Regions from separate parts of the Homo sapiens genome. Here region 1 is linked to region 2. A link is a contact called in ENCODE Hi-C or POLR2A ChIA-PET data. All regions are on one chromosome and are shown on one strand. Each heading gives the region's core, a stretch centred on a gene start or an enhancer-like site at or near the end of the contact. The rest is flanking DNA. Distances are from core to core; before and after follow the strand shown.

What was found. A loop is a pair of places that touch in the nucleus more often than their neighbours do. ChIA-PET counts read pairs that join two places held with the same protein, here RNA polymerase II (POLR2A). Pooled maps may share reads with other maps.
Region 1: a loop to region 2 is called in a map of endothelial cell of hepatic sinusoid, with 3 times the contacts of the local background. The contact joins two enhancer-like sites. A Hi-C loop is called at or near these places in 1 of 168 maps with a recorded cell type or tissue (endothelial cell of hepatic sinusoid) and 2 of 50 pooled maps. POLR2A ChIA-PET finds 5 or more read pairs at or near these places in 4 of 52 experiments (CD8-positive, alpha-beta memory T cell, OCI-LY7, activated CD4-positive, alpha-beta T cell and 1 more).

Annotation. Positions count from the first base shown.
Region 1 is chr9:34,095,665-34,101,925 of GRCh38, reverse strand. It overlaps DCAF12 (DDB1 and CUL4 associated factor 12), which reads left to right. Exons shown (of 9, transcript NM_015397.4): 5 at 3,409-3,602; 6 at 5,145-5,210. Among named protein-coding and RNA genes, the nearest start is that of DCAF12, 28 kb to the left of the region's middle. Within about 2 kb of position 3,930, at least 2 of the 41 ENCODE cell types and tissues checked have a DNase peak (open chromatin) inside an H3K27ac peak, as active enhancers do.
Region 2 is chr9:33,922,845-33,928,525 of GRCh38, reverse strand. UBAP2 (ubiquitin associated protein 2) reads left to right here. Exons shown (of 29, transcript NM_001370062.2): 20 at 534-729; 21 at 1,446-1,537; 22 at 1,862-1,909; 23 at 4,242-4,320; 24 at 4,526-4,731; 25 at 5,048-5,147; 26 at 5,233-5,340; 27 at 5,493-5,560; 28 at 5,648-5,681. Among named protein-coding and RNA genes, the nearest start is that of SNORD121B, 8.7 kb to the left of the region's middle. RefSeq lists enhancers at 103-1,093, 3,171-3,410. Within about 2 kb of position 3,210, at least 13 of the 41 ENCODE cell types and tissues checked have a DNase peak (open chromatin) inside an H3K27ac peak, as active enhancers do.

The DNA of each region.
Region 1 (6,261 bases), core at 2,681-5,180, 170 kb before region 2:
TCCCAGCTCAGCCTCCTGAGTAGCTGGGACCACAGGCGTGCCCCACCACGCCTGGCTAATTTTTTGTATTTTTGGTAGAGATGGGGTTTCGCCATGTTGCTCAGGCTGGTCTCAAACTCTTGAGCTCAGGCGGTCCACCTACCTCAGCCTCCCAAGTTGCTGGGATTACAGGTGTGAGCAGTAATTCTTAATAAAGAACGGTCTAGAACAGTCATTCTTAATAGAAGGATTGTGGGCCGGGCACAGTGGCTCATGCCTGTAATCCTTGCACTTTGGGAGGCTGAGGAGGGTGGATCACCTGAGGTCAGGAGTTCAAGACCAGCCTGAACAACATAGAGAAACCCCGTCTCTACTAAAAATACAAAATTAGCCGGGCATGGTGGCACATGCCTGTAATCCCAGCTACTCGGAAGGCTGAGGTAGGAGAATCACTTGAACCCAGTAAGCAGAGGTTGCGGTGAGCCAAGATCGTGCCATTGCATTCTAGCCTGGGCAATAAGAGTGAAACTCTGTCCCACCACCAAAATAAATAAATAAATAATAAAGGAATTATGGCCGGGCACAGTGGCTTACACTTGTAGTCCCAGTATTTCGAGAGACTGAAGCAGGAGTTTGAGGTCAGGAGTCCAAGACCAGCCTGGGTAACATAGTGAGACCCCATTTCTACAAAAAAATGAAAATAAAAAATTACCTGGGCATGAGGATACATGCCTGTAGACCCAGCTACTTGGGAGGCTGGGGCAGGAGAATTGCTGAAGCCCAGGAGGTTGAGGCTACAATGAGCCATAATCATGTTATTGCACTCCAGCTTGGGTGACAGAGCCAGAACCTGTCTCATTTAAAAAAAAAAAAAAAAAAAAAGTTGGGGAGGGTTTGTGGTCCCTGTGGGTTCATGGAAAGCCCATGGATTTCAGGAAATCCATGGGTCTCCCTGAAATTGAATGTAAAATGTGGTGTTTTGTGTAATTTTCTAGAAAAAGAGGCCTAGTCTGGGTATGGTGGCTCATGCCTTTAATCCTAGCACTTTGAGAGGCTGAGGTATGAGGATCACTTGAGGCCAGGGGTTCAAGACTAGCCTTGGCAACAAATCGAGACTCCATCTCTACAAAAAAAATTAAAAAAATAAGGCTAGGCTTGGTGGCTCATACCTGTAATCCCAGCACTTTGACAGGATGAGGCAGCTGGATCACTTGAGCCCAGGTGTTTAAGACAATGCTGGGCAATATGACAAAACCCTGTCTATAAAAAAAAAAAAATGCAAAAATTAGCCAGGTGTGGTAGGGTGTGCCTGTAGTCACAGCTACTCAGGAGGCTGAGGTGAGAGGATCACTTGTGCTCAGGAGGTGGAGGTTGGGATGAGCTGAGATTGCACCACTCCACTCCAGCCTGGGCAACAGAGTGAGGCCTTGTATTAAAAAAAAAAAAAGAAGCTGGGCGTGGTGTCTCACTCCTGTAATCCCAGCACTTTGGGAGGCCGAGGCAGGTGGATCACGAGGTCAGGAGATCAAGACCATCCTGGCTAACACAGTGAAACCCCGTCTCTACTAAAAATACAAAAAATTAGCCAGGCGTGGTGACGGGCCTCTGTAGTCCCAGCTACTCAGGAGGCTGAGGCAGGAGAATGGCGTGAACCCAGGAGGCGGAGCTTGCAGTGAGCCAAGATCGCACCACTGCACTCCAGCCTGGGCGACAGTGTGAGACTCCATCTCAAAAAAAAAAAAAAAAAAGCCAGTCATGGGGGTGCATACCTGTTGTATTAGCTACTCAGGAGGCTGAGGCAGGAGGATCACTTAGGCCCAGGAAGTTGAGCCTGCAGTGAGCTATGATTGTGCCACTATTGCCCTGTCTACCCTGGGCCCCAAAGTGAGACCCTGTCTCTAAAAAAAGAGAGACATAAGGGGGTCCAAGGCTCAAAAAAGGTTAAGTACCACTGCTCTAGAGGGGAGGATTCCCAAGCCCTACTGCCCACTAAAAGTCAGCTGTGGATGCATGCCAAGAGACCTAAACATTTGGCATAGAAAATTACTAAGCTTTGGCCAGGTGCACTGGCTTATGCCTGTAATCCCAGCACTTTGGGAGGTTGAGGCGGGTGGATCATGAGGTCAGGAGTTCGACACCAGCCTGGCCAACATGGTGAAACGCCGTCTCTACTAAAAATACAAAAATTAGCCGGGCATGGTGACGTGTGCCTGTAGTCCCAACTGCTCGGGAGGCTGAGGCAGGAGAATCGCTTGAACCCGGGAGGTGGTGGTTGCAGTGAGCCGAGATCATGCCATTGCACTCCAGCCTGGGTAACACAGAGAGACTTCATCTCCAAAAAAAGGGAAAAAAAAGAAAAATAAAAAAGAAAATTAGCTTTATCAAAATGTATAAAATTCTCGTTAAAGAATTTCGAGTAAGGCGCGGTGGCTCATGCCTGTAATCCCAGAACGTTGAGAGGCTGAGGCAGGTGGATCACTTGAGGTCAGGAGTTCGAGGCCAGCCTGGCCAATATGGTGAAACCCAATCTCTACTAAAAATACAAAAATTAACTGGGCGTGGTGGCACGCGCCTGTAGTCCCAGCTACAGGCTGGGGCAGGAGAATCGCTTGAACCTGGGAGGCGGAGGTTGCAGTGAGCCAAGATTGCGCCATTGCACTCCAGCCTAGGCATCACAGCAAGACTCCATCTCAAAAATAAAAATAAAAAGAATTAGCAGGGCATGGTAGCATGCGCCTGTGATCTCAGCTACTTGGGAGGCTGAGGCAGGAGAATCGCTAGAACCCAGGAGGCCGAGGTTGCAGTGAGCCAAGATCGTGCCACTGCACTCCAGCCTGGGTGATAGAGCGAGACTCTGTCTCAAAAAAAAAAAAAGCAGACCAGGTGTGGTGGCTCACACCTGTAATCCTAGCACTTTGGGAGGCCAAGGCAGGCTGATCGCTGGAACTCAGGAGTTCAAGACCAGCTTGGGCAACATGGTAAAACCCCGTCTCTACTAAAAATACAAAAAAAATAGCCAGGCATGGAGCAGGCACCTGTAATCCCAGCTACTTGGGAGGGTGAGGCACGGGAATCGCTTGAACCCAGGAGATGGAGGTTGCAGTGAGCTGAGATCGCACCACTGCACTCCAGCCTGGGTGACAAAGCGAGACTCTGTCTCAAAAAAAAATAATAATAATAAATAAATTTCAACAACCATGTCAAACTTAAAAGTTATATTTTAATGCCTAGACCTTAGGTGAATAATTCTCTTAGTGTAGCTATTAAAATGCCTACTGCTCTGTGTTTAGGGTGGGCCATCTGGCCAAGCTTCAGCACATATGAGGATGATGCACAAACAGCTAGACTATGAAAGCCCTCTTTGGCGTCTGTGGGATTTCCCATAGAGGGGTGGGTACATCTGACATCTGTGTTCTCCTGGCCCTGCAGGCTCACGTGATGGTTCTATGGGACTCTGGGAGGTGACAGATGATGTTTTGACCAAAAGTGATGCGAGACACAATGTGTCACGGGTCCCTGTGTATGCACACATCACTCACAAGGCCTTAAAGGACATCCCCAAAGAAGACACAAACCCTGACAACTGCAAGGTTCGGGCTCTGGCCTTCAACAACAAGAACAAGGTATGAACTTGTGTAGGGATCCCTGACGTGTATTCCTCTTGCTTATGTCTTGGGATATGCACTCCTTTTTCCTTCCCCATCAGTGCTTGCTACATAGCATGGTTCTGAGCCCACAGAACACCTCTTAAAGGCTGAGTGATGCTGGTGAGAAATTATAACTGAGGCTCTGAAACCCACCCCTTCAATTGGTGTCTGCAGTATTTCTCTGAGTAGTCTATATTTGTGGGTCAGCCTCACAGAATTCCCCTAGGGCCACCCTGATTTGACTGTCTGTCATTTGCACATGCCTTTGCAGGTGCTGTATTCTGGGCATGATTTTCATACTTGCTTCTGAAAACAATCACTTTTTTTCTCTTTGGTATTCATTCCTTTTTTTTTTTTTTTCTTTTTGAGACTGTGTTTTGCTCCTGTCACCTAGGCAGGAGTGCAATGGCACGATCTCAGCTCAAAGCAACCTCCACCTTCCAGGTTCAAGCAATTCTTCTGCCTCAGATTCTCAAGTAGCTGGGACTACAGGCATGCACCGCTACACATGGCTAATTTTGTATTTTTTAGTAGAGACGGGGTTTCACCATGTTGGCCAGGCTGGTCTTGAACTCCTGACCTCAGTTGATCCACTCTCCTTGGCCTCCCAAAGTTCTGGGATTACAGGCGTGAGCCACCATGCCTGGCCAGTATTCTTTACTGCCTACTTTCCCTTCACATTTCCACTAAGTCTTACCTTATTGAGTCAGATCTGATGCTGAGGTTTTAATAAAGCAGAGTGTCACCCAGGCGCAGTGACTCACGCCTGTAATCCCTGCACTTTCGGAGGCCGAGGCAGGCAGATCACAAGGTCAGGAGTTTGAGACTAGCCTGGGCCAACATGGTAAAACCCCATGTTTACTGAAAATACAAAAAAATTAGCCAGGCATGGTGGCATATGCCTGTATTCCCAGCTACTCAGGAGGCTGAGGCAGGAAAACTATAGGAGGTGGAGGTTGGCAGTGAGCCGAAATTGCGCCACAGCACTCCAGCCTGGGTGACAGAGCAAGACTCCATCTCAAAAAAAAAAAAAAAAAAAAAAAGCAGTGTCAGAATATACACCCAGAGCCAGAGAAAGGCTTCTCCAGAATCTGAATCAGGCCACAGTTTGAAGGGTAGTTCCCTCAACCTCCTATCCCATCTGTATTTATGGCCTAAGGGTAGATTAATCTCTCCTAAATTAGAGTCTTCACTTATAGAAATTCTCACACTAGATTATGAAACTGTCCTTCACATATGTGCCCTGCTTTAACTCTCCAACAGGACGTTGAGGGAGTGATAGCATAGTGAGGAGTTTTTCAACCATGGGTGCCTGTGTTATTGCTGGCAGCCTCAATTTAATATGCCATTCAGCTAGGTTCTGTAGGGTGAAGTAATGGTCTAATAATTACTGGCACCTCTGCTGGAATCATCACGAGACAGGAATAAAGGACCCTGACCTTAGAATCCTCGCCTGCTTATTATCGTACATTAGTTGCTATAGATGATAATATAACCTGGTTTTCATTGCTCTTGTAGGAACTGGGAGCAGTGTCTCTGGATGGCTACTTTCATCTCTGGAAGGCTGAAAATACACTATCTAAGGTGTGATGAACATGATTTTGTGGTTTTACCTAATAATTCACCTTACAGTTAAAATACTGTAATTCTAGCTGAGCTTTTTTTTCATGTTTATTTTATCTATTCATTTATTTTTGAGGCAGAGTCTCGCTCTGATGCCCAGGCTGGAGTGCAGTGGTGCAATCTTGGCTCACTGCAACCTCTGCCTCCTGGGTTCAACCAGTTCTTGTGCCTCAGCCACCTGAGTAGCTGCGGGGATTACAGGCGTCTGCCAACATGCCCAGGTATTTTTTTTGTATTTTTAGTAGGAACACAGTCTCACCATGTTGGCCAGGTTGGTATTTTTATTTTTAAAGACAATAAATACAGGGTCTCACTCTGTCACCCAAGTTGGAGTGCAGTCATGGCTCATGGATCAGTGCAGCCTTGAACTCCTGGGCATAAGCGATCCTCTTGCCTCAGCCTCCCAAGTAGCTGAGACTATGGGCATGTGTCACCACACCCATCTGGTTGTTTTTTTTGTTTTGTTTTGTTTTTTTAATTTTTTGTAGAGACAGAGTCTCACTATGTTTCCCAGGCTGGTTTTGAACTCCTGACCTCAAGCGATCCTCCCACCTTGGTCTCCCGAAGTGCTGGGCATTCAGGCATGAACCATTGCACCTGGTCTCAATTCTTGTTTAAAAGACCAGTTCTCCAAAGGCCTGGGCATGTTTTTGCACAGTACATGAAATTTTGAGTCTGGTGTGCCTCTCTTGCAGGAAAGTCTTTTAAAGAGTAAGACAGGGTGATTCTTTCCTATTGCATAAGCTTCCTGAGAGGCTCCTTTGACTAGCAGTCCTCCTCAACAATGCATTTAAGTATTTCTTTATAGATTGATGACTACTTGGCATGCTGTAAGGGAAGGAAATCCTGAGTGTTAGGAACCTTTGGCAATTGAAGATCGATCAAATTAAGATAAACCATCTCTGAAATAATCATGTAAGGTAATGAGAAAATAGACTTAATTTACAATACAAATTGGTCATCCCTAATCCAGAATGCTCCAAAATCCAGTTGGGCACAATACCTTAGGCCT
Region 2 (5,681 bases), core at 1,961-4,460:
AGGTTTTGGAGCAAAGGCCTCTCTCAGCCTCCTGTTTCCAGACCACAGTGGCTGAGAATCCCAATAGAAGGGAAATCTCCAAAAGATTGAGACTTACGCTGGGCTTCCTGTGGCCTGTGCTCGCCTCTTCTCAGACTGTTTGCTTTGCTCTGAGGTAGGTACTTGTCCCATATTCAGATAGTCTGTGTTCATTTATGATCCGAAGTTATCTTGGGATTTCTATGCCCTCATTTTGGATGCCAAGCATGAGCAACTTGAAGGATTTTTACAGAGAGTTGTGGTCATTAAAGCTTAATGTTAATAGTTTTGATGTTCAGTTTATGTATTGTATCCTGATGGCTGGAACCAGCTGCTATGTGAGGGGCCGCAGTGAGCACTGAGCACAGAGCCTCTCACCTTAAGGGAGCCTGGGTGGTTACATCATTGCCTGCCTGCTCAGCCTTGAGACTTGGGCCCAAGCGCCAGGCCAGGCTCTCCCCAGCACCCTCCTCCTCTGCCTCCAGATCCATGTGTCCTGGCTTTTCTTTTGCCAGCATGCCAGTGTGGAGAGCGCCTCTTCCCACCAGTCCTCAGCCACCTTCTCCACGGCAGCGACCTCCGTCTCAAGTTCCGCATCCTCAGGCGCCAGCCTGTCCAGTAGCATGAACACCGCGAACAGCCTCTGTCTGGGTGGGACCCCCGCGAGTGCATCCAGCAGCAGTAGCAGGGCCGCGCCCTTGGTGACCTCAGGTATTTGCTCCAGAGGCCTTTCCTGCCCACCCCTGAGCCCCTCAAAGGTGCCTGCTTGGCGTCCCAGGAAGGCAGTGCAGGTGTCAGGAGAGTCTCAGGCCCGCCGAGTGCGCTGCGTGTTCCACTGACCTTGAGGCCCAATCTCCCCACCCCTGATGGGGATGAATTCTTCCTTGCAGGATTCCTGGCCTCTGCGTGCTTCTAGCTTTTCAGTCTTTCCTCTTTGTTCTTTCCTGGAGCCGAGTTGACATTGTGACTTGGAGGGGCCAGGGATGACTTATGGTGGGCTCCACGACTGCAGACCTAGGCTGTCTGTAGGCCCAGCAGACTATGATTTGATGGTCGCTGCTAAAACCGACTTCGAACTCAGCCTGTCCCTCTCCTGGCACTGCATGGCTTCCTTGCCCTCTTTGGAGGAGGCAGATTCTTTTTATATTTCTCTTTGCTCAGTGCAGTGGGACCTTAGGGACTGGGGGAAAGGGGCTGCTTTTGTCTGGGCCCGGAACTCTCTGACGTTGAAACAACCTCAGTGTGGTGGCCGGGCTTTCTGTCTCCCCTTCACTGCTTTGTAGAATGACCCTCTGCCTCATTCGGCCACTGCCCTTCTTTGAACCCATCTGGGGTAGCTCAGTGACTGTGCCTCCTCCTGAAGCAGCTGAGGACTCTCACTCTTTGTGGTGACCATTTCACTCCATTTGATTTTTCCCTCTATACAGGCAAAGCACCCCCAAACTTACCTCAGGGGGTGCCTCCCCTGCTGCACAACCAGTACCTCGTAGGTCCCGGAGGACTGCTTCCTGCCTACCCGGTGAGTGTATGGCGGAACTCCTGGCCTGCCCAGCTCCCCTGGCCTCGGGGGCTGGCACCTGGCAGGAACCTGGCGTTGGGCCCAGGTTGCCCACCTTGAGCTGCCCTTCCATCCCTGAGCACCCCCGTCTCTGCCCCACTGAGCCCTGGTGGTCTTCTTCCATCTAGACTCCGTGAAGGCAGGATCTGTTCCCGTAACAGCTAATCCAGATCCCATTCCCGGGTGTGTTAGAGCCCCCCAACCTTGTTTTGACTCCTAGATGGACCTGGGCTTCCCAGGGTGTGGTATGTGGTTCCTAAAATACACTTTCTGGTTCTCACACAGATCTATGGCTATGACGAGCTCCAGATGCTGCAGTCACGGCTGCCAGTGGTGAGTGGGGTATGGACTGGTCGGAGCAGAGGGTTCAGAATCTTTTACATGTCCCCCCTCTTATGGTCTTGGCTGCCACACTCTCTGGCCCTTAGGATCCTCTGCCTGAGGAACCTCTCAGCACCACTACTGAGAAAGCTGTTTTCATCTGGCGGTTGTGCCAGGCGTGACCATAGCTTTAGCACAGAGTATCCAGTGCTCATCCCTGGGAAACATGAAGGCCTTTGGGACCTGGGGCCCTGGTAGGCCATGTCCCCTGTTAAATGTTGGTCCTTATCTTCCCTCCTCCATCTTGTTTTCTCTCTCTTTTTTAAAAAGAAAAACCATATGACACAAGACATGGAGGTTGCTTACGTGGCCCTGGAGTTTTATACTGTCTTCCTCTTCCTCAGAGTACCATATAGTGTCTTTGGTCTGAGATGGCCAGTGACTGCTCTTCTGCAATCAGCTGAGTGAGTGGCTTGAGCTGATGGTCTTTAAGGTCTCTTCTGGGTCTGGCCTCCCATCTAGATTTGTGAGAATGCCTGCCCTGGGACGTCCCTGGTGGTTGCAGCCTTACTCTGAGACCAGGGTTGCCTCTTTCTTCTGACCGTTGGTGCCAGAATGCAGTGTGGGCCTTTCCTGGGATAGCCACATGAACAGAACTGTGGGGACAGAGGGGAATAGGCCCGCTCCTTGCCCTGCCCATGGGCAGGACTTCCTCCTGGGAGCCACTGTCTTCTTGCTCTGCCATTTCCCAGGGCACTTGTCAGAGAGTTGCAGGCAGTTTGGACACCACCTCTGCTGGATACAGTCTTTCCTGTTGCTGGAGGAAGAGGCTTTCTCCCTTGTGCAGTGATGCCTTCTTCCCCGTGGGTGTTGCTCCCTTCTCTGCTGCACCACAAAGAGCTGACGGAGCTGCTCTTGTTTCAGAAGAGTAGCCCTTTCCACTGGCTGGCCGTATTTCCAGAAGCAGAGGCCTAGCCTGGGAGCGGAGCGGCTTCTCCCCACTGTGCAAACCAGCAGCCCTTTAATCTGCCGGCCAAAGGCCCAAACTGCAGGAGGTGGTGCTGAGCCCCGGGATTCATTCTGCTTCAGGGGCTCTCCGTGGTCTCCACACTTATTCACAGCACTCTTTTGGCTTTTATCACTTTGTGCCTTAGAGAAAACACCCTCTGGAGCCCACCTTTTGAGATATGTTGCTCTTTCTATCCCTCGGGTTGTTTGTTCACCTCTGCTGCTTGTGAGCCTAGTTCCTGCCTGGAGAATTCTCGTGTTCTGTGAAAGTGCTCCCCCTTCTGGGCTTTCTCTGCTCCCGTCCTCAGTTGTGCAGCTCTGTGTGTTCCCAGCTCTGCCTCTTCCGGGGGTTCTAGGCTGCTATGGGTTTCCGGGAGGTTTCCTGGAGGGTGTGAGTGCCATTCCCAGCCAGGATGGCTCCTTTCTGGGATCGGGCACAGCCCAAGGGCTTTGCCTTTCCTCAGGGGCCAGGTGTGTCCAGGAGTGCGAGGCCCTGGATGGTGAGTGAGGGTCAGGTCAGACCTCCCCTCCTCCACGAAGCTCCACTGTGCTTTGCCGTCTCTGTCTCCACACTTTGTTGTATCTGCCATACTTCCCCCAAGTCCTGGGCCAGGGGTGTCCAATGTTTTGGCTTCCTTGGGCCACATTGAAAGAATAATTGTCTTGGGCCACACATAAAATACACTAACATTAAAGATAGCTGATGAGCTTAAAAAAATTGCAAACAAATTTCATGTTTTAAGAAAGACGAATTTGTGTTGGGCCACATTCAAAGCTGTCATGGGCCGTGGGTTGGACAAGCTTGTCCTAGGCCATGTCAGTGTTTTGAGAGCAGTGTAGGTGGTGACAGGCCAGTTCTGGGCTTCACCTGGGGTCCTGCTTATTCCCGTGCCTACCTGGCACTGCCCCCTGTCCCCCCTTAAACCTTTCAGGCCCCTGCACTTCTGTTGCCTCCTTTTTCAGGTCTGCTCTGTTTAGTCAGCTTTCCTAGCTGCTCTAGTCTCTCACACAGAAAAGCCAGCGAAGTTGGTTCAGCCCGAGGCATTCACACAAGCACCTGCCTGTGGTGTCAAATGGATGTGTGAGGCTTGGTCTCCAGCAGCTCTGCCTGGTGAAGCTGCAGGGTTGGCCGGTCTGTGTGCTTATGTGTTAGGCAGGCCGCCTAGTTGCACACTCTTCCGAGGGGCACCATTTACTTGGCGTTCCCTGGGACTGCTGGCTCTCAGGCATGGAGTCTGTTTCAGGAGTGTGGCGTCACCACTTCCATGTGCTGGTTCTGCTCTCCTGGGAGTCAAGCAGGGCCAGTCGCTGATCAAGCCTCCCTGGTCTCTCCTAGGACTACTATGGAATTCCCTTTGCTGCACCCACAGCGCTTGCCAGCCGAGATGGGAGCCTAGCTAATAATCCATATCCAGGTGAGTTTGCTCAATGGATGAGGAGTAGCCCGGGGCCGGCCTAGCGCGAACTCCAGGAGCTGGGAAGCAGCAACAGCAAGCTGAGAGAGGCCTCTTAGTAGCCTGTGCTGAGCTGGCAGCCAGACCTGTTCCTGTTTGCAGAAGCCAGTGTGGCCTTTCTCTGGTTGGAGGAAGGGCAGTGGCTGGAGTCAGTGCTCTTTCCTAGGTGATGTCACAAAGTTTGGCCGTGGGGACTCTGCATCCCCTGCACCCGCTACCACACCAGCTCAGCCACAGCAGAGCCAATCACAGACCCACCACACAGCCCAGCAGCCCTTCGTGAATCCTGCACTGCCACCTGGCTATAGCTACACTGGTCTTCCCTACTACACAGGCATGCCCAGTGCCTTCCAGTATGGCCCCACCATGTTTGTGAGTATTTCAGAGGGTGTGACTGTGTCTCCTGGCCTTGGGTTGCTGGCAGGTGGAAACCTGGGACCTATCTTCCAGCAGGGAGGGAGGGTTGTGATTCCACTCCGTCTTACCTGGTCTTCAGAAACTGTTCAGGCTGGGGACAAGGTCACTTTTCCCCTGCTGTGTTTAGATCCAGCATGTGTTGCACTAATGAAAACACAGGTCCCCTGTGGTTGTGGGTATGTCACCTGCTGCCTTAGGCTCTGGCAGGGGTACCTGACCAGCCTCAGCTTGCCTCTTCCTACACTAATACCTCATCTGCTTGCCCCCCCAGGTCCCTCCAGCCTCAGCCAAGCAACATGGGGTGAACCTCAGCACTCCCACACCTCCCTTCCAGCAGGCCAGTGGTTATGGCCAGCACGGCTACAGTACAGGTGAGGGGTACTTCCCAGACAGAGACACATGGGGTTAGACAGGCTTGCCTGGCTCACACTTGCCTCTTGTACCCTGCCACGCTAGGTTATGACGACCTGACCCAGGGGACAGCAGCAGGAGACTACTCCAAAGGTGGCTATGCTGGATCATCGCAGGCACCAAACAAGTCTGCAGGTTCTGGGCCTGGCAAAGGTAGTGTTTACCTCTCCTTTCCAGGATAAGGCCTGGAGTGGTGGGCTCCTGCCTGATCCCCTCTCAGGCAGGGCAACCCCTGAGTGATCCTGGAGGTGGGGAGCCTGGAGCTGGGAACAACTGCTGTGGGGAACAACTGCTTTTCCTCCTAGGAGTATCAGTGTCTTCAAGCACCACTGGTCTACCTGATATGACTGGTTCTGTCTACAATAAGACACAGGTGAGGGACAAAGGTGGGTTGGGTGTATAGGTTTTTGAGAGGTTACAGCCCAACCTGACCTTCACCATTGTCTTCTTTGCCCTGTAGACTTTTGACAAGCAGGGATTTCATGCAGGGACGC